Regions from separate parts of the Homo sapiens genome. Here region 2 is linked to region 1. Evidence: chromatin contacts called from ENCODE Hi-C data. All regions are on one chromosome and are shown on one strand. The core of a region is the stretch at or near the end of the contact, and the rest is flanking DNA. Distances in the headings are between cores, read along the strand shown.

Region 1 (6,493 bases), core at 2,910-5,409:
AAAAGCAAGAAGACAAACAAGCAAAAAAGAAAAAAAAGTCAATAAAACCAGACCCTAAGATGGCAAAAACGTTGGTATAGGTGGAATCCAACCTATACCTGGATCCATTCTGGATCCAGAATGATCCAAAACCTGAAACATTTTGAGTGCCAACAGGACACCACAAGTAGAAAATTCCACACCTGACCTCATGTGACAGGTCATAGTCAAAACACAATCAAAATTTGTTTCATGCACAAAATTATTTAAAATATTATGTAAAATTACCTTCAGGCTATGTATGTAAGGTATATATAAAATATAAATGCATTTTGTGTTTAGACGTGGGTCCCATCCCCAAGATATCTTATTATATTTATCTAACTATTCAAAATCCAAAAAAAGTCCAAATTCCAAACCACCTTGGGTCCCAAACATTTTGGGTAAGGGATACTCAGCCTATATTTTCGAAATAACTTTTAAACTTATAAATATATATATATATATACACACACACATATGTATATATATACACACATATGTATATATAGGTATGTATGTATATATATGTGTATATATGTATATATGTATATATGTGTATATATATGTATATATGTATATATATATATATGTGTGTGTATATATATACACACACACACACCTATATATGCCTTAAGGAAATATTGGCAAATCAAATCTGGCAACACACAAAAAGCTATAATGAAAAAATAAGTCATGACCAAGTGGGATATATTCAGAAATGTAAGATTGGTTCAATGTGTGAAAATAAATCAGTGTAAATTGCCACATTAAGAGAATAAAGGAGAAAAAAATCATCTCAATAGATGCAGAAAATGAACTTGATGAAATTCAACACTGATTCACGATAAAAACTATCAGCAAACTAGAAATAGAGGAAATTTTCTCAATCAAATTACAGATTATTCTTTAAACTAGTAACATTAAATCCTTTTCCACTAGGATTAGGAGCAAGGCAAGAACATTCACTCAACACTTCTATTCAGCAATATTCTAGAAGATATGGTAATTTTATAGAGTAAGTCAATGCAATAAAAAGCACAAACATTCTAAAGGAAAAAATCATTGTTATTCAAAGAACATGTGACATAGCAAACTCCATGGAATCTACACAAATATTTTTAAAAGTAATAAAAGAGTGCAGCAAAGCTTTAGGGTAAAAGTCAGTATATATTCTGCACTAACAATAAAAACTGGCAAATAAAAATTTTAAAATATGACCACACAATTAAATGGCTAGGAATAAATATAATGAAATATGCAAGATCTCTACATTGAAAACTACAAAACATTGTTAAAAGAAACTGAAAACCTAACTTAATAAAAAGCCACACTGGTTTCTTTTATTTAGTCTAGTTTTATCTGTTTACTTATTTATTTATTTTGAGACAGGGTCTTGCTCTGTCGCCCAGGCTGGAGTCCAGTGGCACAATCTCAGCTCACTGCAACCTCCACCCCCCTGGTTCAAGTGATTCTTGTGCCTCAGCCTCCCAAGTAGCTGGGATTACAGGCATGCACCATCACATCTGGCTAATTTTTGTATTTTTAGTAGAGATGGGGTTTCACCATGTTGACCAGGCTGGTCTCGAACTCCTGGCCTGTTGTGTTCTGTCCACCTCAACCTCCCAAAGTGTTGGGATTACTGGCGTGAGCCACTGTGCCCGGCAAAAAGGCATACTGTTTTTGTAAGACTGAATGTTGTTAAGATATCCATCCTTCCTAAATCGAGGATAAATTCAACCCAATTCGATCAAAATTCAAGCATCATTTTTTAAAGGAAGTGCCAAGTTGTTTCTAAAATAAATACAGAAACCCAGAGGGCACAAAACAGCCAAACGATCTTGATAAAAAAGAACAAAGTTAGAGATCTTACACTAATCAATCTGAAAACATACTCTACAGCTATAGATATTGTGATAGTGATCTATGGAAATGAAAGGAGTCCAGAAATAGATCAATGGAACAAAATAGAGAACCCAGAAATAGCCACACACACACATATACTAATGGCTTCTTAACAAAAGCACCAAGTCATTCCAATGGGGAAATGAAAGACTTTTAGACAAATAGTGCTAGAACACCTGGATATTGGGGGAAAAAATGAGTCTTGACCACCCCCCGCCTTATACCGTGCACAAAAATTAATTTGATATGGATCATAGACAAAAACATAAAGACTAAAAACCTAAAGTCTCTAAGAGGAACCTTGAGAATATAGCACAACATTTGGGAAGACAAAGATGTCTTAAGCAGGACATAAAAAGGAGTAATTTAAAAAAAATGATGTCAGACTTCATAAATATTAATAATTTCTGTTCATCAGAAGCCATCATTAAAAAATAAATTCTCAAGCTACAAACTGGAAAATACCTATGCAATACATATGTCTAATAAAGGACTCATATCCAGGATGTATAGAGAACTCTTAAAAACCAACAATAAAAACACAAAAAAGTCAATTTGTAAAAACAGGCAAAATACATGAACGTGCCTATCACATAGGAAGAACGAATGGCCAGTAAGCTCAACACCGTAGATCATCAGGGAAATGCCAACTAATGCCACAGTGAAATGGCATTTCACACAAATCATCATAGCTGAAGTAAATAAACTGTGATAATACCAAATGTTGGACTAAGTAAAATAAAAATATTGACAATACCAAGCATGAAGCAATTCGATATCCCAGGCACTGCTGGTAAGAATATAAGAATGGTATAACCAGTTTGGAAAAATTTTGGAACTTTCATATAAAGTTAACCATAAACCTACTTATGGCCCCGCAATTCTACTCTCAGATATTTATGCAAGAGAAATGGAAAAAAAGAACATAAAAAAGACTTTTACAAGAGTGCTCACAGCACTCTTAGTAACAGCTCCAAATAGAAACAATTCCATTGTACTCATACAGGAGAATTGATAAATGTATTGTCATATATTTGTACAATGGAATATTACTCAGCAATAAAGTAGAACAAACTGCTGACAAAGGCAATAACATGAACAAATCTCAAAAACATTATGTTGAGCAAAATTAGCAAGACCTAAAAGAATATATACTGAGGTGCTACATTTTATAGAAGCAAAGCTAACTTATGGTGAAAGAAATCAGAACAGTGACTTCTCCTAGGCTCTAGTGGGGCTGGGGGTAGGGCAGGAGTGAGTGTGTGTGAGGGAACTGACTGGAAAAGGAAATGAGGGGTTTTCTGGGTGAAGGAGGTGTTTTCTATCTTGGTTTGGATGGGTATATATAATTGTAAAATCCATCAAATGGGATCACTGTCTAGGCATTTTATTGTATATAAATTATACCTCATTAAGATGATTAAAAATTTTAAAGAGACCCATAACTTATAAAACATCTTTAAAAACCCGAGGCAAAATCTCTGAAAACATTTACTGGAAGGGAACAAAATAAAAACATCCTGAAACTAATGGGCTGCAACACCTTTGCAATCTGACAAAAGGATGACTCTTCACATCTACCTCCTCCGTACTTCAGTACAAGCCTTTTTGGTGTTGCAACATTGTCCAAGTTAGGAGAAATGCTATGTTCCTCTGGCCCTGGGTCAGAGAGCGATGGGATTGACCAAAAGGAAGGACCAGTGGAATTGACCAAAGGAAAGCAAATGCTTAGCTTGGTCTTGATGTAAAGGGTCAACCAACACACACGTACTGCCAATTGACGCTCATTGACATGGTCAGTGTCAGACTTCTGGTGGAGAGAAAAATGCTACTTCTGTCCGTGCATTCCAAGAGTCAAATTCGCCAAGCTGCAGAAGGCAGTCAGCAACAACAAGGAATTGCTTGCACACAGGCCAGTCATTCCTGATGCTCTTTCTTTTCCTGGATATTTCTGTTGGTGGGCACGAGCAAGCAAAGGGAGCTTAGAGTGAAACCCAAGCATTAGTGAGAAATTAGAGTTGACAGATGAGTGTGGGAGGGTGGGGAAGGAGGGAGTGAGGACGGCATCTCCTTCCCCATGTCAAGCATATTTCTCACCCGTTACAATGCTCCTTGTTCTCTGATGTGTCCTTTCCCATAGAGGAAGTTATTTGTGAGAGAGGAGGAGAGGAGCTAGCTCATGGGAAAAAAATGTCTCTCGGGCTGTGAGCAGTGAATTGGCTTGTGCCCAAGTAATGTCCTCAAGGTGTGCCATGAGAGATGAAGTCACTTGGCTCATTTTACCAGCTTCAGGATGGCATTAAGACCTGACAAAGCCAGGCAACACGTACAAGGAAACTAACCTGAGGCAGGACCGTGGCACTGAAGGAGTCTCCCTGGATGCAGCAAAGGTGGAGACCTTGTCCAAGAAAAATGCTGGACGGGCCTTTACCCCAAAGAGGAAAGCTGGGTCATGGAACAAGGAAATGAATTACATCAAGTGAAAATGCACATCTGATGCCCAGTCCAGACCAAGGCATGTACGCTTCCAGAGGCACGCTAGCATGCTGGCACCCCTTCAAACTATTATTCTTTGCATATTTTGTTTGTTCAGCGTGTATCTAGTTAAAAAAAAAGAGAGAGAGAGAAGAAGAAGAAGAAATAAAAAAATGAAAGGGAAAAAATGCTTTTTGAGAGGAGGAAGGGGTAAGCTTTTTTGAAACATAACACATACGGGAAAGAGCATATATCTTGATGTGCAGCTTGGAGCATTCCTCCAAAGTGAACACGCCTATGTTCTCAGCACCCAGACCAAGAAACAGAAGACAGAAGTCCCCCAGGCTCTCCTCTGCCCACTACCACCCCACCCCCTAAAGGGAGCTGCTCTCTTGACTTCTAACATTGAAACTGTTTTTTTAATTCGTGAAGTTGTAAAGCTTTTTATGTTCACACTAAATCGCTAAATTTATCATTTTAATTTATTTGGAGCTCTTTCATTTCGTGGCTTATGTTGTTGCCCATAGCCAGAGGACAATTTGCACTCACATTCCTAAGTAGAGGTCAGTGACACGTATATATTGCAAGGCGGTGTTCCCTAGGTAGAGCACTTCATCTCGTCTTTTTTTATTTCAGCACGTCTGTTCCTGCTGACTTCGAATGATTGTCAAGTGGCTGGACTCAGATGTTAGCCGTCTGTCATTGCTGCTAATAACATATTCATGTACAAAAACAACAGAGGTAGGTTGATGCTGGGGAGGAGTGTTTTTTTTTTTTTTATACTGGAAGACATCATCTACTTTGGTCAAAGTAAAACAATTTTTATTTCCAGTAATGAAAGGAGTTGCATGTGGAAACCTGAGTTACCAGGCACCGTTTTTCTGATTTATTATAAGGATGTGTTAGCACCATTTCTTAGAAACTGATATTCCAGAGAGATGCCCAGTCTTTTATCAGATATATGTATTGCAAATATTTTCTTCAGTCTGTGACTTGACAAACCTCTTAGTACCTTCTGGCCTGAAAGTCTCTAAGACTCTCAGTTCAGGCTTGTAGATGACTTTAAAGCCAAGTATGGGAGAGATTCCAATCATTCTCCTTGCAATATGGGGTTGGGATTGTCATCTCAATTAACAGACATTCAAAGCGTGCCTTCTCTGGATGCTGAGAACACAGAGATAAAAAAAAGATGCCGTGCCTCCCCTACAAGAGCTCTCTGTCAAGTGGGGAATCAGACTTGTTAACAAATACCAGAGGAGAGACCACAAAGCCTTTTTGCCTTGAGAAGTCCAGGAAAGCCTCACAGAAGAGAACACATTTAAAAAACAGCTCACCAGCAGAACCTTGAAGAAAAGCCATTCTTCTATGAGAAAGTGGCATTTCAAAAGCCTGGGTGGAGAGAAACGAAAGTTCACAGCCAGGGTGAGGAATAGCTAACATTTTATATATATCTATATATACGTGTATATATAGATATATGTATACGTGTATATATAATATATGTAACATCTATGTAATATATATGTAATATGTATGTTATAGAGGTAATATATGTGTTATGTTATATATGTAATATATGTATATATACACATATATACATATATATACACTTATATGTATATATACGTGTGTATATATACATTTGAGATGGAGTCTCATTCTGGCACCAGGCTGGAGAACAGTAGCGTGATCTCAGCTCTGCAACCTCCACCTCCCGGGTTCAAGCGATTCTCCTGCCTCAGCCTCCTGAGTAGCTGAGACTACAGGTGTGCGCCACCACGCCCAGCTAATTTTTGTATTTTTAGTAGAGACGGGGTTTCACCATGTTGGCCAGAATGATCTCTATCTCCTGACCTCGTGATCTGCCCACCTCGGCCTCCCAAAATGCTGGGATTACAGGCATGCGCCACTGCGCCCGGCTGCTCACGTGGTATATTTTTAAAATTAAACATAATCTAAAAAACACCTATGTCTGAACCACCTGGGTTCTTGCTAAAACAAAGATTTCTAGGTTCTATCATTTACTAGGTCTTAATTTCTGGGGTTTGTGACCTGGGAATCTTCATTTTATCAATTTTTCTAGGTTAACTCTGTT
Region 2 (6,493 bases), core at 2,306-4,805, 220 kb before region 1:
ACACCATGGAATACTATGCAGCCATAAAAAAGAATGAGATCATGTCCTTTGCAGGGACATGGATGAAGCTGGAAGCCATCATCCTCAGCAAACTAACACAGAAACAGAAAACCAAACACTGCATGTTCTCACTCATAAGTGGGAGTTGAACATTGAGAACACACGGACACAGAGAGGGGAATGACACACAGCCGGGCCTGTTGCAGGATGGGAGGTGAGGGGAAGGAACTTAGAGGATGGGTCAATAGGTGCAGCAAACCACCATGGCACACGTATACCTACGTAACAAACCTGCAGGTTCAGCACATGTATCCCATTTTTTTTTAGAAGAAATTAAGATTAAAAGAAAAAGAAAAGAATACTGGGATAAAGACCATGGTTTCTTAAATACCTTAAATGAAGATAGTATATACATAACATATTGATAAAAGATGGCTATTGTGATAAAAGTACTTCATATTTTTGTATTGAAACATGATCATCAGGCTGTAACATAAGCATATTTTGCTAACAAGCCTTCAAACAACTTCTAATAGTATCTTGATAGCAGTGGTGTGAATATATTTTGTGATGCAACAGAGGTCTCAAGTTTCTTAAACGGTTATTTTCTGAGCACCTACCATGTGCCAGGCACAGTTCTAAATGTGAACCCTGACAGAACAGAGATCACACCAGAGTGTGGGATAGTGTGGTATCTTGGAAGCCCAAGCAAGAAAGTGCATCAGGAAGAATACAGCAAACAAGTACCTCAGATGCCGCTGGTGGTAGGTCAGGTGGTATGAGGATTGAGAGTCAAATATGAATTTTGCAACAAGGTCACTGGTACCCTTCTTCAGAACAGTTTTAGTACAATGGTTGGAGTGGGGGTGAGGAGTGGAGGCCAGGTTGGAAGAGTTTAAAAGGGTATGAAAGAAGAGAAATTGAAGAAATTGCTGAAGGAGTTTTGCTTCATGGAGATCCTATGAAATGGGACAATAGAAAGCAAATTTCGTTACAAGAAAATTTTGTTTTTAGATGAGAGAAATAAAAGAATATTGGTAAGCTAATATAAATGAATCATAGGAAAAGAAAAATAGATGGTATTGGAAAGAGAGGGAATAAGTGCATTTTACTGACTGGTTGACGTTTCAGATATGGGAAAACACAAGAGCTATCTGTCTTTGAAGGTAAGAAGGAGAAATACAATACTTACTGTAGAGCCACAGCAAGCAACAGAAATCAAATTGCATAGGTGGGAGATTGGAAAACAAAATGAAAACCTAAACCATGTTTAAATATGAATAAATTTGTTAATTTCATAACCAGTATGTAACTTTTAACTGTAACAATTTGAGTTAAATACTAGAGATTGTAGAGTACCATCACATTAAGATTTTTATTATCCAGGATGTTTGGAAAATAGAATGTTTTAGCTAAGAGAATTATACTAAGTTCACCTAAAGTAGATATGAATAATATAAAATATACTTACCCCTAAAACTGCATGAAGTAGACTTGAGTCTTTCATTATTTGGAGGATACATTTGGAAGTTGCAAATAGCCTCAGGGTTAATGTTTGAAGCATTGTAAATTATTGAGTGAGAATAATATATAGACAGATAAACTCATTTTATAGTAACACTTTTATACTATTCTGTAAAGGGTCAGGTAGTGGATAATTTCAGATTTGCAAGACCTGTGGTCTCTGTTGCACCTATTTATCCTTGCCATTGTGGCTTGAAAGTAACCACAGATAATACACAAACGAATGAGAATGTTCAATGAAATTTTATTTGAAAACACAGGCAGAGGACTGGATTTGGACTGTGAGCAGTAGTTTGCCAACCCCTTCCATAGAGGATAATTTATTTCAAGAAATCCCTTAATTTTATATAATATTGCATTATGGTTAAGGCTCCAGAGCCTTGGGTAGCTCTGAAGCTACCCAAGCTGTGTGTCTGACATAAATAAACTCCGGACATGAGAAAGTATTGCCGTGCCTGTTGTCAGGCTTTGAAACCAGTAAAAGGTGATTTGGGATGATCTTGCTCAAGTAGCTTCATCTCTTTAAACCTTAATTTCCTCATCTGTAAAATGGGATAACACCGATCCATAAAGTGATTGTGAAGGGCTATGAGCTATTGTTTATTGGGGCTGATTTTACTTAGATCAGCTGGTTTCCCTGGATTTGGGGCTCTTCTCTGTCAATGTTAAGTGTGAAATATTCTCCTGAGAGTCTTTCTAGCTTCTGTCATTCAGATGCCACATATGTGGTGATTGTTGTAAATCACCAGGATGAGAGACATCACTACCAGCTTCCACCTCCCCAGATCTCTTCATTCTACTTTGATCTTCCAGGTATAATAAAAATGTTCAGGTTTCCTGTGGAAGTTTCTTAGAGCGAGTGATTATTTCTTAAGAAGAGTTTAATCAGCTTCAGTTATTTGGTTCATTAGGAAGGTAAACAACTACAATTGAAGTCCTCATGTGGGAGTCTTTCTTCGTGTGAGCCACCATGTTGAGGCATGGAGACCATGGGATATAGGGTCCTGTTTGTAAGGTGATGCTATCTTTTGCCCTCTTTACCCTTAGGTTTTTCTAGACATGAAACGCTTAAAAGTGACTTATGCAGTCACTTTTAGCCAGGAGGCAATTCATAAAATGCCTCGATAGAAAATATTAGAGAGAGATGAAGGATTGTACCAGGTTAAGGATCTTTGCAGGTTACCTGGTGCCCAAGATCATCCCTTCAAGGCCATCACACTGGGCTGTCCCTCAGATTGGGTAACTTTACTTCCTCTTGACCTCCATAGCACTTACACACTGTAGTGTAATTGCCTGTTTTCTAGTCTCAGGGCTTAGCACAGTGCCTGGTGCTTAGTAGGGGTTCCATCAACTTTTGATGAGTGCCCATGAGAATAAGTATCATCAATGATATTAAGTAAAAGGACACGCAAGAAAGAACTGGCCGAGACAATATTTAAAATAAAGAGGAGTCATTGCTGTGAAGAGAGTTATTGCTAAACCCTGCATTTATTTTAGTATCAGCAGACCTACACCCCTCCCGTGGCATAATTCCGTTTCAAAAAGTAAACTAGAATCAGCAACATCACAAAGAAATGATAAGAATAGGGGCCAATAGGGACAGGGGAAAGAAACTGCCCTAAACCCTTTTGTGTTTTTCATTCCTTGTTAATTCATTCCATTTCTCAAGTCACTTCCCCTTCTAAGGAAAGGAGCAGAGATGCTCGGCATCTTCCTTTGGTTGCTACTTATCCAGATGGGTGGTAAGTCCATTGGGCAAAGGTCATGTCTACACTCCACAGACCTTTCAAAAATATTTACTATCTAGGTGGGAGCCAATCCTTGCTCACAAATCTGACCCACCAGAGAAAAGAATGCAGAGTCTGCAGAAACCAACCACCTTCCCCTTGTGCTCAGGTTAAACTTTCCACCCCGATGCCAGACCACAGAGAACAGCCGCTTCCTGGAAATTGGGCAGCACCGAAATGACCTTCAGCCAGTGTTGCCCTGGAGACCGTTGCAGTGTGTTGGAACCAGCCACGGGGCTGCGTGTCTCCGTGCTGACCTCACTGAAGGGAAGGGCAAGGTCAGGAGGCCACGGAAGAGCCAATTCTGTGTGGTATGTTGATTTGGGCAAATATGTTTATACATCAAACCTCTGTTTTTGGTGCTTCCATTTTCTAACTAAATGCTCTCCTCTTCCAAATTGTAGCACAGTGGCTTCTGTTCTCAGAAGGTTTGTCCCACACCAAACGGGAGCAGTCTATGTGATTGAGACTCTGGGTTTGGGGAGACCAAACTCTCCATAGCAGTGATTTAGGCATTTGAGGGATAATCAGAAGCGAACAGTGGAACCTGGCTTGCCTTTCTTTCATGCCATGCCAAGACTCTCGTCCTCAACCCTTTGCCCTCCATACCCTTAAAAGAAGACTGGGAATTGGGGGCAGTGGCTCACACCCATAATCCCGGTGCTTTTTTGAGGCCAAAGTAGGACAGTCACTTGACGCCAGGAGTTTGAGACCAGCCTGGGCACCCAGTGAGACCCTGTCTCTACAAAAAAAAAAAAAAAAAAAAAAAAGCCAGGTGTGATGGCTTATGCCTGTAATCCCAGCACTTTAGGGGGCAGAGGCAGGCAGATCACCTGAGGTCAGGAGTTGGAGTCCAGCCTGGCCAACACGGCGAAACCCCATCTCAATTAAAAATACAAAAATTAGCCAGTTGTGGTGGTGCGTGCCTGTAATCCCAGCTACTCGGGAGCGTGAAGCAGGAGAATTGCTTGAACCTGGGAGGCAGAGGTTGCAGTGAGCCGAGATCGTGCCATTGCACTCCAGCCTGGGCAACAGAGCGGGACTTTGTCTCAAAAACAAAACAAAACAAAACAAAATTACCCAGGTCTTTTGGCATGTGCCTGTAGTCCCAGCTACTCAGGAGGCTGAGGTGGTAGGATCAATCGAGGCCAGGAGTTCAAGGTTAGAGTGAGCTGTGATCTCACCACTGTACACCATCCTGGGCAACAGAGTGAGACCCTATCTCAAAATAAATAAATACATACATACATACTTTCATAAAATAAAAAATAAAATTTCACTTCTACTGCCCTTGCCTCAAATAAGAACTTGGAATGCTCAGCCTAGTTGGCTGTAATATGGGCTTTTAGGTGCTTAGGATTTGTACTTAAGGAACAAAGAACTTGCTATTTACCAGGTAGTAAAAAACACTTCAAGTCCTTAAACATTATTTTTACTGTAAGGGAAGCACTTGTCAGCCCCCCAGTCATTTCAGATATGATTTCCGAAAGGGACATTCTTTCATTCTTCTCTCCTTACAGGCATAAACATTCTGCATTTTAAACTGGAAACATACAATGTTATCTACTTCTGGTGTCTTATGTAACTTTCCAGGAATGCTGAAAGACTTTCCGGGCTCCGTGAGGTTGGGAATGGGGGAAAGGCAGAGGGGGCTGAAGGTGGGGGTTAGGGCAGACTCGAGGGACAAGGAAAAAATCCACTTTTTCCATACATCACTACATTGGCTGTTTGTGACAAGAAGTTATTGCAATTAAGATACAAGCCGGATGTGTGGGCTAAAAAACCTCAGCTGATATCACAAGCATTTATTGATAATGAAAACTTGGAGGAAGAGATCTGGAAAATTGTTGTCTTTAGTGGTTTCCTATGCAAGAGAACAAACCATATGGATTAATAAAAAAGTGCTCTACCTTATCTAGGAGAAGAAAAAACTGTTTATTTTGCTGCAAAAAGAATGTTTCTGTCAAGTCTTAAGTGTCAATCTTCTAGGTTAGGGCTTTACATTGCACACACCACCACATAAGTACATTGTCTTGCTTTAAACAATCATTTTGGCGTTGTTAAATGACCTGGCCAAACAGCCTCAGCTATAAGAATAAGGGATAAACATTCAGAGTAAATCAGCATCTATAAATCCTTGATCACGTGAGCCACTTTAACACAACCAAACCTGAATTAGCCTATCAGAATAGGTAATGACCCCTCTATACTTCATGAAGTAAAACGGGTTTCCTTTGAGAATATGCTATTTTCAAGCAAGACATTAGCAAGGAAATGCCTAAAATGTGTCCTGGAATATCTTTTGCAAATGCAATGAAAAGGTAATGGGAATAACAAGTGAAAAGAAGAACCCTCAAGGGACTAGTTTACCAGTACTATATAAGGCAGAAAATAAACCTTAGATAAACGCTAAGCAGAGAGTTAAAAATCTGGAAATATTAATATCATGCAGAGTAGAGATATAATAACAGAGTAGAGAAAGAGCATGAAGCTTTCTGGAGAGTTAAGCTTTAAGGTCTTTACTCAAAAACTAAATAGTGCATACAACGAGCCTTCATAAATATACACTCACCACATTCTTTCCTGTCTTCCTAAAGAAAGCACGTTGGAAATTACCATGTTTCCGGTTTTTCTTGGGTGACCATATCAGCATATTTTCTGCATCATCCTGTATATCGTGACTAAAAATGTCAGGTAAACTTACCACCAATAAAACAAAAACTGGATACAGATGGCTCCTCGAAAGGCACTAATCTACACACAAATATTGGTCTGCTAGGTTATTGATACCTATGAACTCAGGATTATACAAATGGGATGTTTATCTCACTAGGACTTTGATGGAACTTAAAACAGCTCAAATCTAGTCTGCATCAGCTCACATACTCTCTAGAAATCACTCAGGTAACTTGTTTGAGTTGGAACAAACCTGAAATTACAATAAGAATTTAGGTTGTTTCTGGAGACCTTCCAATAAAAGCTGAGAGCCAGAGAATTCAGACGAGTGGCCACAGCTTGTGTCAATTCTAGTTGCAAAGTGGCCCATGTTGAGTTTACCTGAGTCATAGGAAAGAGTGATGCCCTCCTGGAAGATGAGATGCATACCTATGAGGAACAATGGTAAAGCTCCTTGGTCTCTGGAGAACTCCTTACCAGAAGGCACTCAGTGGAAAGGGCCAGTT

What was found. A loop is a pair of places that touch in the nucleus more often than their neighbours do. Pooled maps may share reads with other maps.
Region 2: a map of endothelial cell of umbilical vein shows a loop between it and region 1 (4-fold over the local background). The contact joins two enhancer-like sites. A Hi-C loop is called at or near these places in 2 of 168 maps with a recorded cell type or tissue (Calu3 and endothelial cell of umbilical vein) and 4 of 50 pooled maps.

What each region holds. Positions count from the first base shown.
Region 1 is chr6:12,312,002-12,318,494 of GRCh38, reverse strand. No RefSeq gene overlaps it. Among named protein-coding and RNA genes, the nearest start is that of EDN1, 25 kb to the right of the region's middle. Within about 2 kb of position 4,159, at least 9 of the 41 ENCODE cell types and tissues checked have a DNase peak (open chromatin) inside an H3K27ac peak, as active enhancers do; they include endothelial cell of umbilical vein, where a contact is called at or near this core.
Region 2 is chr6:12,536,058-12,542,550 of GRCh38, reverse strand. No RefSeq gene overlaps it. Among named protein-coding and RNA genes, the nearest start is that of LINC02530, 46 kb to the left of the region's middle. Within about 2 kb of position 3,555, at least 7 of the 41 ENCODE cell types and tissues checked have a DNase peak (open chromatin) inside an H3K27ac peak, as active enhancers do; they include endothelial cell of umbilical vein, where a contact is called at or near this core.